Regions from separate parts of the Homo sapiens genome. Here all the other regions are linked to region 2. Evidence: chromatin contacts called from ENCODE Hi-C or POLR2A ChIA-PET data. All regions are on one chromosome and are shown on one strand. Each heading gives the region's core, a stretch centred on a gene start or an enhancer-like site at or near the end of the contact. The rest is flanking DNA. Distances are from core to core; before and after follow the strand shown.

What was found. Hi-C counts contacts between places; a loop is a spot of excess contacts on that map. ChIA-PET counts read pairs that join two places held with the same protein, here RNA polymerase II (POLR2A). Pooled maps may share reads with other maps.
Region 1: a map of posterior cingulate gyrus shows a loop between it and region 2 (2.7-fold over the local background). The contact joins two enhancer-like sites. A Hi-C loop is called at or near these places in 4 of 168 maps with a recorded cell type or tissue (Right ventricle myocardium inferior, dorsolateral prefrontal cortex, heart right ventricle and 1 more) and 4 of 50 pooled maps. POLR2A ChIA-PET finds 5 or more read pairs at or near these places in 2 of 52 experiments (A549 and WTC11).
Region 3: a map of natural killer cell shows a loop between it and region 2 (8-fold over the local background). The contact joins two enhancer-like sites. A Hi-C loop is called at or near these places in 3 of 168 maps with a recorded cell type or tissue (dorsolateral prefrontal cortex, endothelial cell of hepatic sinusoid and natural killer cell), 7 of 37 single-sample maps with no recorded cell type and 8 of 50 pooled maps. POLR2A ChIA-PET finds 5 or more read pairs at or near these places in 9 of 52 experiments (AG04450, H1, OCI-LY7 and 4 more).

The regions. Positions count from the first base shown.
Region 1 is chr2:47,555,946-47,559,608 of GRCh38, forward strand. All of the region lies in intron 1 of KCNK12 (potassium two pore domain channel subfamily K member 12), which reads right to left. It also overlaps a transcript of MSH2 not described here. Among named protein-coding and RNA genes, the nearest start is that of KCNK12, 13 kb to the right of the region's middle. Within about 2 kb of position 2,382, at least 3 of the 41 ENCODE cell types and tissues checked have a DNase peak (open chromatin) inside an H3K27ac peak, as active enhancers do; they include dorsolateral prefrontal cortex, where a contact is called at or near this core.
Region 2 is chr2:47,518,869-47,522,595 of GRCh38, forward strand. It overlaps KCNK12 (potassium two pore domain channel subfamily K member 12), which reads right to left. Exons shown (of 2, transcript NM_022055.2): 2 at 1-2,940. The coding sequence ends at 2,039. It also overlaps a transcript of MSH2 not described here. Among named protein-coding and RNA genes, the nearest start is that of MSH2-OT1, 6.8 kb to the right of the region's middle. RefSeq lists a silencer at 2,071-2,340. Within about 2 kb of position 2,428, at least 8 of the 41 ENCODE cell types and tissues checked have a DNase peak (open chromatin) inside an H3K27ac peak, as active enhancers do; they include OCI-LY7 and dorsolateral prefrontal cortex, where a contact is called at or near this core.
Region 3 is chr2:47,485,211-47,488,671 of GRCh38, forward strand. It overlaps a transcript of MSH2 not described here. Among named protein-coding and RNA genes, the nearest start is that of MSH2-OT1, 41 kb to the right of the region's middle. Within about 2 kb of position 2,066, at least 3 of the 41 ENCODE cell types and tissues checked have a DNase peak (open chromatin) inside an H3K27ac peak, as active enhancers do; they include OCI-LY7, where a contact is called at or near this core.

The DNA of each region.
Region 1 (3,663 bases), core at 1,132-3,631, 37 kb after region 2:
CAGGCAAGTCATCACTGGATTTTTTTAGGAAGGGGGCCACTAGGGACCTTACAATAACGTAGTCACTGGAAAGGTGGGGCTGGACTCCTGATTGAGGTGGATCCAGGGGAGAAGGGCAGGTGAGGGAGAGGTTGACTACTCTTCTCAGAAGCTTTCCTGTAAAGGAGGGCAGAGAAATGGGAAAGTAGCAGGAGGGTGATGCAGGGTCTATTAAGAAGGAAGAATATACATGTTTGCATACCGATGGAGTATAAATTAACAATGCATGGGGAGTGGGTAATGACAGGAACTAAGCCCTGGAGGAAGTTAGAGGAAGTGAGACCCAGTGAAGCTGGCATTTGTAAGTGGGCACTTCATCCACTGCCACAGGAGAGAAAGCAGCTCCACATGGTGGGTGGATTTAGGGGTGTGAAGATTACTTCTGATTACTTTTATTACCTCAATGGAGTGTGAAAGAAAGGTAGTTAGCAGAGAGTGAGGGGAATGGGAGGCTAAAGATGGAAGAGGGAGGATAAGTGGTGGACACAGTAGGAAGTACAGTGGGATGTGGGGGGTGCTGCCAGTGTGGAGTGTCCAGCTGGTACTCAGGGTCACCAATTTAAAGTTGGACCAGTCAGCATCTCTGCATAGTTTGTTAGCCATATTCAGCTGCTTGAGGGCAGATGAAGAATACGTGGGAAGTTGGTATTTTGATAGGGGTACAACATAGGGAGAGAGGGGCAAGGAAGTTAAGGGTCTCTGAAAAGGGAATGAATCCAAGCTGAGTTAAAAAAGAAATGCAGGCTCAAAGAAGATGGTGGAAAAATAAGAGTGGGAGTGTAAAGGACCTGTAGGTCTTACAGCCAAAGGATTATGATCTCACCCAAACAGGGTGATATCAGAGGATGGGAGCTGGAAGCATGGGAGGTGGTGGTCAGAGGTGAGATGTTTAGAGTCAAAAACTTTGAAGGTAATGCAGTTACTAGTAATAGCAAGGACATACATAGATAGAACCAAATGACCTGCTGGGGTGGGATGGAAAGAAATATGGTTATAGATGAGATGGTTAAGGAGCCCAGTTCTTGGATGCATCATCTGTGGGAGGCTGGAGAAGGCTGGAGAGGAACTCAGTGAGGCAGACTTCAGTGAATGGGCAGGAGATGCATGCTGGCAACCCCAATGACAGAGCTTGCTATGGTTTGAATGTCTCCTCCAAAACTTACGTTGAAATCCAATGGCTATTGTAAGACTTTTAAGAGGTGAGAACTTTAAGAGGTGATTGGATCATGTGGGTTCTGTTCTCATGAATGGATTAATGTCATCATCACTGGAGTGGGTTGGTTATTGCGGGAGTGGGCTCCTGATAAAAGGATGAGTTTGGGCTGATTCTGTCCTGCACTTGCTCACCATGTGATGCCTTCCACATGGATGACTCTTGCCAGATGCCAGAGCCCTCTATCATAAACTTCCCAGCCTCCAGAATGGTGAGTGAAATCAACTTTTTTTTGTTTGTTTTTTTTTAATAAATTACCCAGTCTGTGATATTCTGTTATGGAAGCAGAAAACAGACCAAGACAAGCTAAAATTCATACCCAAGACCAGGGCCCCCAGCATTCTCTCCCTAACCACTACATTGTACTGCAAATTGTCACTTGGCAATGCAGATTTCTTCATTCTTAAAATGGATACATGAATAATGCATACCTGCCCGGCTGAACAATGCACATCAAGGAGCTTTGTAAGGCAATTTCCGTATGTTAGGCATACAATCCAATCTCTGCTTGACTGCACCAAGAGGCCCGAACAACTCCAATCAGTACAGGTGTATGACCCACTTCAGCTCTTGTTATATACTCTGCTGAACTGCCTTCTGGGTCATGTATATTGCTCACTAATTTGATGTTAGGAACTGAGATGCCTTAGGGATTCGGGGACTGTGAAGGTAGAAACGGCAGTAAGGTGGACTTCATGCAGCTGCTGGGTTCCTGACATTGGTTACAAGTTACATCTCTCTTTAAATATAATGGGGTATGTTGCTGCTTACAGGAGCTTTGGAATGAATCCCTTTGAGAAGCAAAGCCTTCTTTTACAAAGCAGGTCATCATCTGATCATCATATTTTACTTTTTATAAAACAGGTGCCTAGGTAGAGTTGGGAATCTTGGAAACGGCCATTCATTCAAATTTACATTGATTCTGAAAATATTTCTGTAGCCCCTCCCATGTGCCATGCCCTGTGCCAGGCACTGGAGACATGGAGGGGAATGGAGGAGATAGCGTTCTCATCTTCCAGGAACCCAGAATCTGGCAAGAGAAGCAGATGCTAAGCACACAGTCACACAAGTGATTCCATGCCAAACCAGCAGGAAGTGTGGGGAGTGACAAAGAGGGTGCTGGCAGGGGCAGGCCCTGCAGTCCCACTTCTGCACTGACACAGGCAAGGACCTCTTCCCTGCCTGCCACTGAGGCTGCCAGACCTTCAGAATTAGCTCCCATGCAATCTCAGCTTTCTTTCCCGACCTTCCATTTTAGAAGAGAACCCAGCAATCCAAACCTGCATGGCCTCCAAAATGCACCCCGCCCCTAGGAAATGCCAACACACTCAGCACAGGCAGAGGCCCGTGCCTACCTTTCCCCCTCGCACCTGGGCTGTCCCTGCAGAATTCCTGGCAGGTCCTGGTGTTAGCAGCTAAACAGGCTCACACGAGGCGCTCAGAATTCAGAACACTTGGCAGCAGGGAAGAGGATCATGGCCATTTGGAAAGGATTAGAGAGGAGTCACGCGGAGTGCGATTCGGAGTTTGCGTTTATCTCAACTGAAACTTTCCAGAAAGCTAGGACAACTGATTCCAATAAAAGCTTCCCCAAGTATTTTTGGAGGCATTGTGATGGTGCTGGGCCGTGTGGGTGGGGGTGGCTTTTCCTGGTTTGTGGAATTGCATTTCATTACTGATTAAACTTCCGTCAAATGTGTGAAGCAACCTCCAGTTTCTAAGGAATGTGTCCTGGGCAGGTGAAGAGAAAAGGCAGAACCACTGGACTGAGAGGTGGAATTGAGCAGGGCCTCTTTATGGCTAAGAGATGTGGCCAAGGCCAGGGCCAGATAGGAAATCTGAGTCAGTGGGAAAACTAGGACCAGAAGCCCCCCTAGTTCAGAACTGAACTTTTCCTACTGCTTTCTGAGGGTAACAAGGGCTGAGGCTTAGAATTGTCTAGTTTGGTTTCAGTCCAGGGCAGGGTCAGGATAAGGACCCAGCTGACTCAGAGAGCCATGGAAACGCACTGCCAGGGAGGGGAGCTCCAGAATGAGCTGGCTGCCCTGCTGCACACCTGCCAGCCACTGAGAGAGCATTAAAGCAACGGCCCAGCAGAGGGGCTCATGCACAGCCAGCCCCTCCAGCTGTAGGAGTGGGGAGCCCAGCAGGGAGGCCCTGGGAGGTTCTGGAAACGTGGTCTGGGCCCAGCTTGCTCAGTTTTTATTTTTTGTTGTTAATTTCCAGCAGTCCAGGGTTTTCAGTTACTCATTCATTCCATCCACTCAACATATGTTGATTAATCACCTACTTTGTGCCAAGTATTATGCTCCATGATTGACAGAAATTACCTCTTTGCTGCACTTCGAAGTAGTCATTCAATGCATAGCTGCTGCCATGATGGTTATTATCATGTTATTAATTGTAACAGT
Region 2 (3,727 bases), core at 1,178-3,677:
ATCGTTCCCTTTTTTAAAGGGATAAATGTGGATTTTATTTCCAGGTCCTGTCAGAGGGCCCTGCCCTAGAGAACACGTGCGCCCCTGCGTGGGCAATCCCTTCACTGTGACCGCAACCATGGGTTGGATGGGGGGCACTCACTGGGCTGGCCTGACAGTCACAGTGAATCCTGAAAGCATGGTTTTCACAGGAACCCACCTTCAGGATTTAGCAAGACTGACGTCTCTCCTGGCCAGCGCTGCTTCACTGGCTTCACCCCAGATTAGGGCCTGTGTTTAAAAACCAATCCCAACTCAAATCAGAAATTACCCAAAATAGCTGGAGAGTCACTGAGATCTCAGGTAAGCTTTCCCTTCCTGCCATGAACTAGAAGGGGAAAGAAGAGTTTGACATTCAAGTTTGACTCTAATGCTGGGTGCGTGAGCGCATGCGTGCATGTTTGTGTGTGTGTGTGTTCCACGCACATTTGCCAGGGAGAGAGATTTCACAGCATGGCTCCAGCTGGAGGCGGTGAGGCGGTGCTTTTCTAAGACTTCCTATCAGAAGCTGTGCATACTGGTGGGTCACGCCGTGCCTGTATAAACTCTGGCACCTGTCCTTGCCCTCATCATATATGAGAAAAATGGGCAGAGAGAGTGTTCGTTTACACCCCCAGACCACTATCCTTTCAATGAAGCCTGGGTATCTGGCCTTCCTCCAGGTCAGGGACCCCCTATGCTGCAGAAGGCAAGTCTGGGAGAATCTGTCCCTCAGCCCGAGAGCAAAACTGTAATCCTAACATTACTTCCATCCACCAGTTTCACCAGCTACCTCCCTCCTGCCTTCCTCTGCCTCCAATAGGCTGTGCATGGAGAAGACAAATCCTCTTGATAAACAATATTTAGAAAGGGATTCTATCTTTCCTGACCCCAAACACATCATGGCCTCTGGAGCCAAATACCCTGACATTTGCAAGATGGCTTCTTTTGGGTTCCTGGTGCTGCAGGCCCTGGTTCCCAAGGACGCAGCTGGCAGAGGTGCCTCCTTCAGAGGAGGAGGAGGAGAAGCTGGAGGGCTGCGCCCGGCAACCCCATGATCTCTTAAAGGGGGAAAAGTTGAACTGATCAACAGTAGTTAAGAAAAAAAAAATCCACACCAACAAATAAATATCTTGTCTGAGAAGACTCAGATATTCCTGGTTAATATTGAAAAGCACTGCTGTGGATGAGCTTGTGAAAGAAAGGACGGTTGGGGGATTCAAGATCTGCCGATCCGAGCCTGGAGATCAGCCAGCTAAAAGCCCAGCAGGGCTCCTGCAGCCTCACCGCTCCCCTCCTCACAGGTGCCCTGGACCGCCCACCATTAGAAGTAGCTGCCCTGTGCTCTGTGCTAAATGGACTAACTCTGAGCTGAGAAAGGCCAGCTAAGCCCCTCACCACTGCAATTTCCAAATCTGGGGGAAATGCCACAGTCCGCAAGTTGGTGCTATGTTTCATCTCATTGCATAATACTACACCATTCTCTGTGTGTAGTGGCTGTTCTATATATATACATCGGGAGGCAACATATGGCTGTCCCAACCCCCACCTGTCAAAACTGTGACTATATCACTTCTGACGACCAGAAGGAAGCTGCTAGGCTGGGCCAGGATTCTAAATGCTGAGGAGGTAATTCAGAGCCACGAAAAGTTGCACCATATGCTTTGGGGTTGCCGGCTGCTTCTGTGCATGGGGACGGGGTTTAGTGCCAGTCTGCAAAACCCTCCTCGCTGCGGTATGCCCTGGGTGTGGGCCTGGGGGGCCACGTTTTCTCTCCCTGAAGGAGAATCTGCTGGGGGCCACGGTTCTCCAAGAGGGGACTCACAAGGAACACAGGCGTCCCCAAAACCTGCCCTTGATAACATCAGGCCTGGCCAAATAGTATTTCTTTAAAAAAATTTTTTTTGTTTCATTTTATTGGATAAAGATTAAGAAAGCGCCAGCAGTGACTGAGAGAAGCAAACCACGCCCGGCGGCCCCGCGGCCTGGAGAGGGTCCCCGGCGCGGGCGGACGGGCGGTCTACCTGGAGGCGCTGGTCTCGGCCAGCCGGTTGTTCATGATGCCCAGCGCGCCCACGCCGCCCGAGAAGCCGTTCTGGCGCGTGTTGACGCACACGCTGCGCGGGTAGCCGTTGGCCGTCTCCGACAGCTGCTTCTGCAGCAGCGCCAGCGACACCTTGTTGGAGGCCGTGAGGTCGCGCATGGAGATGAGCTCGCCCGAGAGGCGGCGGCCCTCGGCGTCGCTGTCGCGGGCCGCGGGGTCGGCACCGAGCGCGGCCAGGCGGCGGCGCAGCCGGGAGCCTGGGGTGATGGCATTGCGCCGGGCCAGGGGCGCGCCAGGAGCCGGGCAGCAGCGCGCGCAGCAGCGGCAGCTCAGCTTGCGCAGCATCCAGTTGAGCACCTGCTTGATGAGGATGGAGATGACGTTGAAGAGCGAGTAAATGCAGCACACGCCGAGCAGGATGAAGAGGAAGTTGCCCAGGCGGTAGAGCCCCTGGTTCCGGTAGGCGGCGTGCTGGCTGCTCACCAGGTCCCCGAAGCCGATGGTGCTGAAGGTGACGAAGCAGAAGTAGAGCGAGTCCACGTAGTCCCAGCCCTCCACGCTGGTGTACATGGCCGAGGCGCAGCAGGACAGCAGCACGGCGAACAGGCCCAGGATGAGCAGCACGTGGTACACCGAGGGCTTCCAGCCCGCCAGGCTGTCGGCCTCCGAGAGCGCGGAGCCGCGGCGGAAGGTGGCGGGCAGCAGGCCGCTGCGGCGCAGCTGGCGCTCCCGGCAGGCGCGCATGATGAAGGCCAGCAGCGAGATGATGCGCTCCAGGAAGAGGTTGAAGAACAGGATGGTCCCAGCGCAGCCGAACAGCCCGTAGGCGATGAGGAAGGCCTTCCCGCCCACCGTCGCGGGGGTGGTCATGCCGAAACCTGTGGAGACAGGGCAGGGTCAGCGCGGTCCTGGCCGCGCAGGTGGTCCTCACTGGGCGAGGGTGGGGGGTGTGGGGGCGGGGGCATGCAGGTGCTTGCGCGGCTCCTATCTCGAGTGGCACCACTCAGGTGGAGGAAGAACAGCACTTAGTCATTTATCTCCCTTGGTGGCACTTAATAGGTTTCCTGATCTTGGCAGCCCCTAAACTGATGGAGGAGACATGGCCCTTCATCTTGGGGACCTATAAACCCAAGTGGTTGGGACAGGTAGTCACTAGGAAGGACCCATCATGACACAAAAAATAGAAACCACTGCTGCACAGGTGCAAACCACTGAGCTACCCACAAAGCCAACAAGGGACACCTGCTCTCCCACTCCTCCAAATTTTTTTTTAAAAACTGTCATCTTTATTTTAGTTCATAAATACATTAATATACTAGTCTAGGTGAGTTTTGTTGGGTGAATTACAAATATTTACATTAGAAATCAAAACCAACATAGATCTCTTCAAAGATATCTAGCTTCTTATGTGCTTGTGCACTTTTTATACCAGTCTTGTTACTTGGAAACTCCACTGCCTACTTGAGAATGGTGAAAAAAGCCAAGTAATCTTAGTGCTGTGACTAATTTTCACTTTACAGGCACTTCGAAAAGGCCTTTGGTCAAACGATCATATTTTCTTTTTTGGGGGGATAGGTTCTTTGTCACCCAGGCTGGATGCAGTGGTACAATCATAGCTCACTGCAGCTTTAAACTCCTGGGCTCAAGTGATCCTTCCACCTCAGC
Region 3 (3,461 bases), core at 816-3,315, 34 kb before region 2:
CAGACACTTCACCCAAGAGGAAATCTAAGTGGTCCATAAACATGAAAAGGTCTTTAATCACCAGTCAGAAAAATGAAAATGAAAACCATGCCAGGCCACCTCCCACCACCATAGTGACAAGCATTTCAAGTGTGGCAGTTCCAGCTGTTGTTGAGGATGTGGAATAACACTGGTAGGGGTGTTAAGATTATCTGGTGAAATTGAAAAGACGCATACGACCCAGCAATTCTGCTCTTAAGTGCATACTCTGGAGATGCTTTTGCCCATTGTGCTGCGAGATGTATACAAGAATGTTCCTAATACCTCCACACTGGAAACAACTCATCAGTGAAAATGAACTACAGCTACACAAAATGACATAGATGGAATCTTAAAACGTTTAGTAAAAGAAATGATACAAAAGGATACAGTTTTTTTTTCATTTATGTGAAGTTTAAGAATAGGTGGTATTGTTTAGGGATGCAGTCTTTGGGATGGCAACTGTAAAGAAAAAGTGATTGTGTTAATCAGAGTGATTGTCTTTAGGGAAATGGAGTGCTGATGGGGAGGGGGCACATTAGGGCTTCTGGAGGGCCACAGTTCTGGTTTTTAACCTGAGTGGTGGTTTTGCACGTGCTTGCTTTATAGTTAGCTGCAATTTTTTTTTTTAATGCAGTTAAAGTTTGGTATGAGAACAAATGTATGACCGATGAGTCCTTTCAGTTTACCAAGTTCTTTTTCGTCATCGTTAATTTAGAGTGGGTTACATCAGTTTTTCTTTTCTGGCTGCCAAAGGCTTAGGAAAAAGGCAAACTGACAGAGGAAGATTTTAAATGTAGAAATATTTATTGGTTTACAAATCCTTTTAATCACTTATACATGAAAAGCTTTCATATAATTCAAAAAGCAAATTTTAAATTCCAATGAAATAGTTCATCCCGTGGTTGTGAAAGAGTGTTTTTAGATTGCTGCACAGAAGCATGTTTAACGTGGAAATCAGCTCATGGTTTTAGTTGTTAGGGCTACAAGAAATTGGGGGAGACTTCATTCCAAGAAAACATGTAGTCTGTCAGGCTGTTTTCATTCCTCTAAAAGAGACAGTTTTCTAAGATGTTTTTGAAAATGAGAAAATACGTAATAGATCTGCTTAAGAAGTTTCAAACTTAATCTGTGCTTATTACATGAATATGCTAATGTAAAACCAGGCCTTCAGTTAGTGTTTCCTTCCTTTTAGAATGGTGTATGTAAAGCAAAATATAAACTAATTTCTGACCTGTCAAAGGTTTTTTCTTAAAATTTAAATTTATAATGTGGTTTGGTTTTTCTTTCCCACTCAAACATGAATTTGGGTAATACCAGAATAAAGCTGGATATATAAATTTTATCCAAAATTTAGAACTCTGTTGTTAAGAAATCTGTTGACCACATAACCATGTTTCTGAGAAAATACATGATTTTTTGCATCTTTAAAAAAAATTAGCACTAAGAAGCTAAGATGAAGTTGTTTTTGTAATTTGATTTTTTTTTCCTTAAAATACTGTTTTGGAGTTAAAAGTTGTAGCAAAACTGGTATAAGAAAGATGTTTTAAGATATATTTAAGTCTTGTCTCATACTCTATTGACTAAGCTAGCCCGGTGACTAGGGTAGATGTATTTAAAGAATAACTTTTCCCCCTTAAAATCTCAATATTCCACATCCTGTTAGACTTCTTGAGTATTAAATACATCTTCTATCCTTGGTCTTTCTGCATTTAGCTTTTTTGGGAAGTATGTTTTTACCCAAGCATATGGTATGAGCTGCTGATTCAGTATTGAGTGGCTCTTTAAGCTTGTTAGTTACATTCTGCTGATTAAAATGGTGTACAGAATAGTCAGGAAAAACCAGTCCCTGGTCTGAAATAAACAATGTTAATTAGCTTATGGGGAAGAACAAATGAGTAAGGAGAATTTTCATATACAAAGGAAATCTCTGATTGTCTTTCTGGACTCAGTGTGTTTGGGTTAAGGAGATAGGGTGCGGCTGGAGAAAATGATGAAAATGTTCAGAATGTTACATGTATTTTTACACTGAAACTGGAAGTGGAAGCCCAGTGTGATAGTTTTCTGCCCGATGTTGGCCTGTCTTCACACCCACACCACTTATCTTGATTGATAGAGCTACTACTTCCTCTTATACTGCTTCAGAAGTTAACCTCTGTGGTGCAGTGCTAGGATATCACAGAGGAAATAATCCCTTGTAGACAGTGTCTTGTTGCTGGGAGTTATCAGTGCCTCCTGTTCTCTCTAAGGAGGGCAATGGGAAGCCCTTTCCTTGCATTTGCTACAGCCGTTTCCTTGACCTCCCTGGAAGAACAGTATTTCATGGTGTCAGACAACATTCAGAACATGCTCAAATTAAATGTATGTCAGTATGCATTTGCTTTGGTGTGTGGTTTGTCCAAACCAAAGTGCCCATACATGTCTCTGGTCCAGCCATGTGGGAAATTCAGCAGTGGGGTGAACCATATGGAAATGGCAGGTGTTGGGCAGCCTTGACTGGACTGCCCTGGTCTTACTTCTGGATTTGGTGAGTAGAAGATCACACTGTTGCTTGCTGCCCTGGGTTCACCTCAAAGAGGGAAAGAAGAATTAGCAACTTAAATGGTTAAATTTAGAAACAAGAAAAAGTTCTGTCAGTGGGCAGTTTCTTACGTCTAACAAAAAAAACAACAGCAGTGAATTCTTTTGTGTTCAGAATTAACCAGTAAACACAACCTTAGCAATTAACCTATCACTATCACGATTGTTTATTTCCTGGAATTTTGTTGACAGAATTAGTCCAATAAATGTTATGAATAATAATTTTATGAATAGAGATAGGTTAATGCCAAATTAAGTATAATTGAATCTGAGACATTAATGCAACTGTTTTAAATTCAACCACTGACCTGCAATTTTTATATGCCTTGTCCATCCAGCAAGATACATTTTGTCCATTTTTTTCATGTTTAAAATTTAATATTTATTGTCAATTCCAGTGTGTTTCATTGCTAAACATCAGGCTCAGCCAAAGCAATCACGAAAATGACTCCACGTTGAATCTTTAACATCACAATGTGGATTAACAATTTGGCAACATTTGGCTGGGCGCGGTAGCTCACCTATAATCCCAGCACTTTGGGAGGCCGAGGCAGGTGGATCACGAGGTCAGGAGATCGAGACCATCCTGGCTAACACGGTGAAAACCCGTCTCTACTAAAAATACAAAAAGCCATGCATGGTGGCGGGTGCCTGTAGTCCCAGCTACTTGGGTGGCTGAGGCAGGAGAATGGCATGAACCTGGGAGGTGGAGCTTGCAGTGAGCTGAGATCGCGCCACTCCAGCCTGGGCAACAACAACAACAACAAAATTGGCAACATTAAATACTTTGTCAGTATCTGAAAAGTGCAAAGTACTGTGCTTGGCTCCCCAAAGGCTCCTCTTAATCCTGAAAGGCAGGTGCT